2 separate regions of the Mus musculus genome follow, and region 1 is linked to region 2. The links are chromatin contacts, found by Hi-C or POLR2A ChIA-PET in ENCODE. All regions are on one chromosome and are shown on one strand. Each heading gives the region's core, a stretch centred on a gene start or an enhancer-like site at or near the end of the contact. The rest is flanking DNA. Distances are from core to core; before and after follow the strand shown. Region 1 holds the start of Amt (aminomethyltransferase). Region 2 holds the start of Rbm6 (RNA binding motif protein 6).

Evidence for each region. Hi-C counts contacts between places; a loop is a spot of excess contacts on that map. ChIA-PET counts read pairs that join two places held with the same protein, here RNA polymerase II (POLR2A).
Region 1: a map of heart shows a loop between it and region 2 (2.4-fold over the local background). The contact joins the promoter of Amt here to the promoter of Rbm6 in region 2. A Hi-C loop is called at or near these places in 1 of 37 maps with a recorded cell type or tissue (heart). POLR2A ChIA-PET finds 5 or more read pairs at or near these places in 1 of 5 experiments (embryonic stem cell).

Annotation. Positions count from the first base shown.
Region 1 is chr9:108,295,496-108,299,028 of GRCm38, forward strand. It overlaps Amt (aminomethyltransferase), which reads left to right and starts at 1,410. Exons shown (of 9, transcript NM_001013814.2): 1 at 1,410-1,530; 2 at 1,633-1,800; 3 at 2,217-2,297; 4 at 3,273-3,404. The coding sequence starts at 1,441. Nicn1 (nicolin 1) reads left to right here. Exons shown (of 6, transcript NM_025449.4): 6 at 1-1,003.
Region 2 is chr9:107,871,150-107,874,697 of GRCm38, forward strand. It overlaps Rbm6 (RNA binding motif protein 6), which reads right to left and starts at 1,670. Exons shown (of 21, transcript NM_011251.3): 1 at 1,500-1,670.

The DNA of each region.
Region 1 (3,533 bases), core at 160-2,659, 420 kb after region 2:
CTATTCATTCCTCTGCTTCTGCTAGTAGCCCTTGTCCTTTTGTATTGTATCCATGAAAAGAAAATGTCCTAGAGCCAGGCATGGCACACACCTTTCATCTTAGCATTCTGTGAGTTCAAGATCAGCCAGGTCTACACACTGAATCCCAAGGCCAATCAGGGCTACATAGTGAAACTCCATACTAAGAAAGGAAGGAAGAAAGAAAAGAAAGAAAAAAGGAAGAAAGAGGAGGAAGGAAGGAGAGAAAGAAAATAGCTCTCTTTGAAATTGTCTGCTTCCAGCCTGGGAGGCGAAGATGAGACTTCTGGGAGCTTGAGTGCTTAAGTCCCTACAATTGCTCCTGAAAAGTGTTCTGTGTCAGTTCTGGGTAGGTGCTGTTGGCACAGCTGGGGCCAGAGCACGAGTCCTCCCTTCGGACTATTTGTCATCAGATTCAGCATGAAGTACATCCAACGATCCCTGTCCCTTCTCTCAGTTGCTTCTGCCCGTCATGCTCAGGGTGCTGAGAGAGCCCTGGGGGAGTGCGTCCAAGCCAACGTCTCACTGACACTCATTGAGGCTGAGGCCCTCCATTACCCCAGAGCAACCACTAAATGAGGAAGACTACTGCTCTTTCCTGTGATCAGATTGTTTCCCTCTAGTCCTTCCTGGCTTCGTCCCCGGGCAGTATTATTAAGCCGTGCTGCAAGGTGTCTCAGATCTGGAAAATTGGACACGAGTATATGCAACAGTTTTCTGGGAAAGTCTGGCCACCTTTGGTAGCTACCTTGCATCTCTGCAGTCAGCCCTCTTGAAGGTCCTGTCTTCACCTACAGGATCATAGTTAAGCCCCACTGACAGGGTAATTACCATAGTCCAGTGTTCAGGGAACAATGGTCCTCAGTACACTTGGGCAAAGAGGATCCTGAAGTGGCAGGGGCTATGCATAATTCACAGCTGTGTTCCTAAGTTCCTAGAGCTGGAGCTAGTGTACGGCAAGATCAATAAATACTTGTGGAATATGTGACTGTGTCAGCTGCTTGTGCCTAGAGGGAGAGCTAAGATAAAAGGCTGGGCCAGCCAGGGTACAGTGCTGGCCTGGAGGGCTTCACTCTCCAGTGATTGCTCCGCCTCCCACTGCTATTTGACCTGAATCTGTAATTCAGGCTTTTCAAACATTTGGAGAACTTTGACCTTCTGGAGGCTGGGAGTTCTAACCCCCAATTCTGGTTCTAGGCAGCCTATTCTGCTCTGAACTTGTTTTGATTAGCTTGAGGAAGAGCCTGAGGCCTTCGGGAGTCAGCCTCAATTTAAATCCCAGCCTGCCCTATGGGCTTCCCGCCCCCTGTGGACTAGAAAGACCTGTCCAGGCTGGGTTTGGACTACATCTCCCAGCGTGCCTGGCAGAGTAGTGGCTTCAGTGTGACTTCAGTGTGCCGGCCGCACCAGTTGCGGGTGACAATGCATCGGATAGTCAGTGTGGTAGCCCCTCTGGGTTTTCGCCTGCAGGCACAACCCTTGGTCCAGAGTCGCCCACTCAGTTCTGTACAGGTGGGATAAAGGATGCTGGAATTTGTTATTGGTCTTGGAGGGTGGGGGAAGGAAACTGATGGTGACTGGGGCCCTGGTGGCACTAAGTCTGGCTGTCTACAGGATGTGCTCCGCAGGACTCCACTCTATGACTTCCACCTAGCTCATGGAGGAAAAATGGTGGCGTTTGCAGGGTGGAGTCTGCCTGTACAATACCGTGACAGTCATGTTGATTCACACCTGCACACACGCCGGCATTGCTCTCTCTTTGATGTGTCCCACATGCTACAGGTGAGTCAGGGAGGATCGGGCCTTCTTCCACGTCTACAGAACTGAGCTCTGCAGCTTTGAGGCTATCTTAGAAGACTAAAGTGTTAGGGACTCTAGAGGGCTAACTCAGGAGATCTGATGATGATGTATCTTTGATCTCTCCTGCCTGCTCCTGTGGTGTGTTTTAATGCCCCGGGGCTTGCTAGATAGAAATTGGTTTGGTATCTCAGTAAGGTGTTAGATCGCCTTGAATTTTTAGATGTTGCTTGGTTGCACGGAGGCTGGGAGGGATCCTGGAATTGAGAAGGTAGGACCTCTGCCCTCTCCAGAACCAAAAGACCAGTAGTCACTTCTGGGCTGGACTGGAGGATGCTTGCCTTGCAGCCTTTTAGATTACAGATATTGCAGTGGCCTGGGGCTTTCCCTATTTTCCCTAGACCAAGATATTTGGCTGTGACCGAGTGAAGCTGCTGGAGAGTGTAGTGGTTGGAGACATTGCGGAACTAAGGCCTAACCAGGTGAGCCTACTTTACTTCTTCTCAAAGTGTGTTTTCAGTCACGAGCCAGTAAACAGCTTACACCCTTGCCTCAAGTGTAATCAGCAGCCAACGGCGCACGCCTTTAATCCCAGCACTTGGGAGGCAGAGGCAGGCGGATTTCTGAGTTTGAGGCCAGCCTGGTCTACAGAGTGAGCCAGGGCTACACAAAGAAACCCTGTCTTGAAAAACAAAAACAAAAACAAACAAACAGTGTAAGAAGCACAAAGACAGGTCAGATACAGCTTTTCAGGGCTTGCTATCTTGATGGAGTCTTTTGAGTCATTTCCAGATATTCAGCTTTGGAGCAATATCCCAGCCTTACTCCATTGGGTTGGGAGGCCAGAGACCACCATTTATATACCCTGACCTCTCATGCTTCCCATATCTTTGCTAATTAAAGTGTGGTCCTTAAACCAGGAGCCTCTCCATCTTCTAGGAATATGCTAAGGCACTGCTCTGGACCTGCTAAGCCATAACCTTGGTTTTACTAAGATCCCTAAGTGTGATCTATCAGTCTCAGGTTTTGTCCCTCCAGTGGCAAAGGCTAACAATGTTTGTTTGTTTGTTTGTTTTAACACATTGCTGAAGAACATAGTGGGAGCCTGCGAGATCATGAAGATGGTTTTTGAAGCTTTTAAGCCTGGAGGTTTGCATATGGGTGGAGTTACCTGGGTGGAGTGAAGCAGTAGTTCCTAGGTCTCAGAGTATGAAATGAGTTTCTAAGAACTGAGTAGTGAGGGAGCTGAGTCTGGGGAGACCCCCTGAGATGGGAGGAGTGAGGATGTACTTGACAGATGGAGAGCAAAGGCCTGGAGCCTTGAGCCTTACCTTGTACGTTTTACCCAGTACTGTGTTCATGAGTTTGCGGTAGCTGAATGGACTTAAGTATGTTTCTGGCTCATACTGCTTGGCTTCCTGGATCTGGAGACAAACGATGCTCTTCTTTATTCATAGGGAACACTCTCTTTGTTTACCAACGAAGCTGGAGGCATCTTAGACGACTTGATTGTAAGCAATACTTCTGAGGGGCACCTGTATGTAGTATCCAATGCTGGCTGCCGGGACAAGGACTTGGCTCTCATGCAGGTACTGCTGCTGCACTTTATTCTAGGTACTTTGTGTTTATAAAGAAGTTCTCAATGCAGATAGGGGCTCAGAGAATGACTCTGGATAACAGAACAGTCAATAGACTCAAGAGCAGGCCTTCCCTGGTAC
Region 2 (3,548 bases), core at 420-2,919:
TTTTTTTTAAGGCAAGTTTAATTCAAATCCAGCCTGGCTATGAAAGACCCTATGTTGTGGGGGGTGAGGGGGGTGGAAGGTGGAGACGACAATAATAATTCTCACACCAGAAATTCTTGTGAAGAGCCACAAAAACCTGCAGGTAAGAATAAACTCAAGCCTGATAAGAAAATTCTGTAAAGAAGGCTGGTCCTAGTGGTAGATAACTTGCGCCCTGGATTCAATGAGCAGCAAGGGTGTTCTGCTGGTTGAGAACTGAGTCCTACCTAACCTGCCTTATAGACCACATACACTATAGATAATCCTATAGATTTTATAAGCAGATAAGCATTTATATAAGTGTACTACTAGTTAAGGAGCTAAATAAAATTCAGACTCAAAGTTTTTAGGGTCTCAATGCAGCTTAGGGCGCTTCAAACCTGACATCCTCCTGCCTCATCCTCCTAAACTTCAGGATTAAACTCCACTAAGCCTGGCAGTAGATTCAACCACTATGTTTCCTCAAGTTAGTATTTTAGTGCTAAGTTACTTTCCACATTGTCATTAGCTGTTGACACTTTCCCCTTTGATTCTCACAAGCTTAGTAATGTTAACTGTGACATATTTAGTCAACAGGAAGTTGAAAACTAACAATCCTAAGGCACAATCCAGAGTTCAGAAAATGACCTGGGTGATCAAGCGGATAAAAAAGAAAAAAAAAAAAACCTACTCCTTAACTTATATCCAATTAGTCTGAAATTAATAAGAATGCCTAGGGTGGGGGTGAGGGGGAGGAGAAAATATACAAACTACCTCAAGTATATGTGCTCTACAAATAAGGCCTTTTGTTTTTAATTAAGAAACGCAACCCCACACTTGAATTCATTAGCTCAACGTCAATTATAAAGTTAAAAGAAAAGCACATTATTAACAACGCCAAAAGGAATCTAAAGCACGAATATGTGGGAACATCACTCTCCTCCTACATTCGCCCAACCGGTACAGAACCCACCAGTCACCCTCGCCCACCTCCCGGTTCTACGGGCCCGTGGGCCAGGTTCTGAACTCTCGCACCTTCCTGGTTGGGTGTCTGGGTGGGCGGCCAAGGTTACTTGCAGGGCACAAGAGTTCCGTATCTAGTGATGTCTCTCAGGACAAGATCACAAACACAAGGGGAAAGAGAAAGAAATCTCTCCTGCAGCACCACAGAGCTGAGCGCCAGAACCGCTGCCACGCGCGGGTCCCTCGCCCCACAGCTGGCCGCTCCGCGCTGGGACCGGTAATTCTACAGCCGCCTCGGGCCCCGCCCCGGGCCCGCGACCGTTCCGGGGCGTTCCTGCCGCGAGCGGCGCCTCCCGCGACACACGACTGTTTTCGCAAGCGAGCGAGGCCGCGGCCGCCCCGTGTCTTCGAAGCCACGGCTGCTAGGCCGCGCGGGCCCGCGATTTCCAGAGCCGCCAGGCCCGCTGACCCCGTCCCAGAAGCTCGGGCACGCCCTCTCTCCTAGCCTGGGCCCTTACCAAAGCAGCGTAGCCGCCGCGGCCCGCTTCTCCTCCTCCTCAGAGGCCGCCACGGACCCAGCGTCCCGGAGACCGGAACTTCCTCCCGGTGGGCTCCGGCTTCCACAAAGGCGTCGCGCCACCGCCTTCAGCGCTGGGCCCGCCGGGAGATGAAGTACGGCCGCAAATCCCGCGGCCTCCTCTCCCGCCGTGCCCTGCGCGCAGCGGCTTTGACGGCTGGTGGAGCTGCTGCCCAATGGAAAGGCACGCTGTTAGCCACTGCCCAATTAGAAGGCACGCTTCTCCGCAGGGCCTGCCGGGAGTTATGGTTTGGCTTCAGTGCTGTCACTGCTTCTCTGGTGTTTTCCTCGCAAGTGTGCAAGGGGTCCGGGTGGCTTAGACAGCCTAGTGACACACCCTGCCAGGTGCTGGGGGACGGTCCTGCCTTGCCCCTTGGGAAAGAGAGAGATTGTCAGTTCGGGTGCAGAAAATGGGAGGAGATCTTTCCGGTCTTATTCCGTTACGGCAAAGGGCTGCTGGCTTTTCGGCTACATAAATAAGACCCCTTCTACCTAAGTCCAGAGAATAAATGCAAAAGTACTGCTTGAGTTGAAGTATTAGGACCCAAAGACTCGTCCTTTTTTACCTTCCGACAGACTTCTGGTCAAACACTCCAGGCGGAAATCATCCGTGTAAAAAGGTTCAGTAGCTCAACCCATTAAAAAAAAATAATAAAACTTGTTTCTACAGGTCCCGCTAGCTCTAGGCAATAAATGTAGACACGCGTGACTCGCCACAAAAACTGCACATCGTAATTCTAACGGAAAGAAAGCAAAGTAACTGTTGATACGCAACCTCTTCCAGAATCTTCCAGCTAATGATCTACCTGACTCCCAAGTTCTCAGGTAGATTGTCTATATTGTGAGGGGTTTGCTTATCCCAGCCACCTGGTGCCTTGTGTGTATGCCCTGGCGATATATGATATTGTAGCCTAATTCGATTCTTCAAGGTCAAAGAAAGACACTTGGAGAAACAGTTCATCAGTTAAAAACACTGGTTGCTCTCCAGAGGTTCAATTCCCAAAAACTACGTGGCGGTTCACAATCCTCTGTTCCTTCAGTTCAAAGAGATCCAATGCTCTTTTCTAGCCTCTGAGGGGACTGTACATATGTGACAAATAAAATATCAATAAATGCTGCTGCCATAAATGCCCACTGGAAAAAGCTGGGCATGGAGACAGGAAGTGATGGTGCAATACTTTAATCCCTCCACTCCAGAGGCAGAAACAGATGTACCTTTGAGTTCAAGGCAAGCCTGTTCTACAGAGTGAGTTCTAGTACAGTCTGGGCTACAAAAAGGAACCCCTGTGTGATGGTTTGCATATGCTCAGCTCAGGGAGTGGCACTATTAGAAGTTGTGACCCTGTTGGAGTAGGTGTGTCACTGTGGGTGTAGGCAATAAGATTCTTATCCTAGCTGCCTGGAAGTCAGTATTCTGCTAGCAGCTTTCAGGTAAAGATGTAGAACTCTCAGCTCCTCCTAAGTCATGTCTTCCTGGATGCCATGTTCCTGCCTTGAGGATAATGAACTGAACCTCTAAACCTGTAAACCAGCCCCAATTAAATGTTGTAATTTCTAAGACTTGCTTTGGTCATGGTGTCTGTTCACAACAGTAAAAACCTAAGACAGAAGTTGGTACCAGAGACTGGGGTATTGCAGTGACAGACCTGACCATGATTTTGTTTGGAAGAATGTGGGTTTGGGGACTTTAGATTTGGAAAGCAGTGGAATGCTTTAAATGGGGCTTAATGGGCTATCCAGTAGGAATATGGAAGACTTTGTTACTGAGAGTGATTTGAATGATGCAGACCTGGCCCAAGAAGTTTCAGTGGAGAATTTCAGTATGTGGCCTAGAGACTGTTTTTGTGGTATCTTTGTGAAGAATGTGACTACATCTTGCCCTTGTCTGAAGAGTCTGTCTGAGGCTAAGGTGAAGAGACTCAACTTAATTACATTGACAAAGGAAGTCTCAGAATTGCCCATCATGGACTTTATTGTTCTCTGGTTAAGT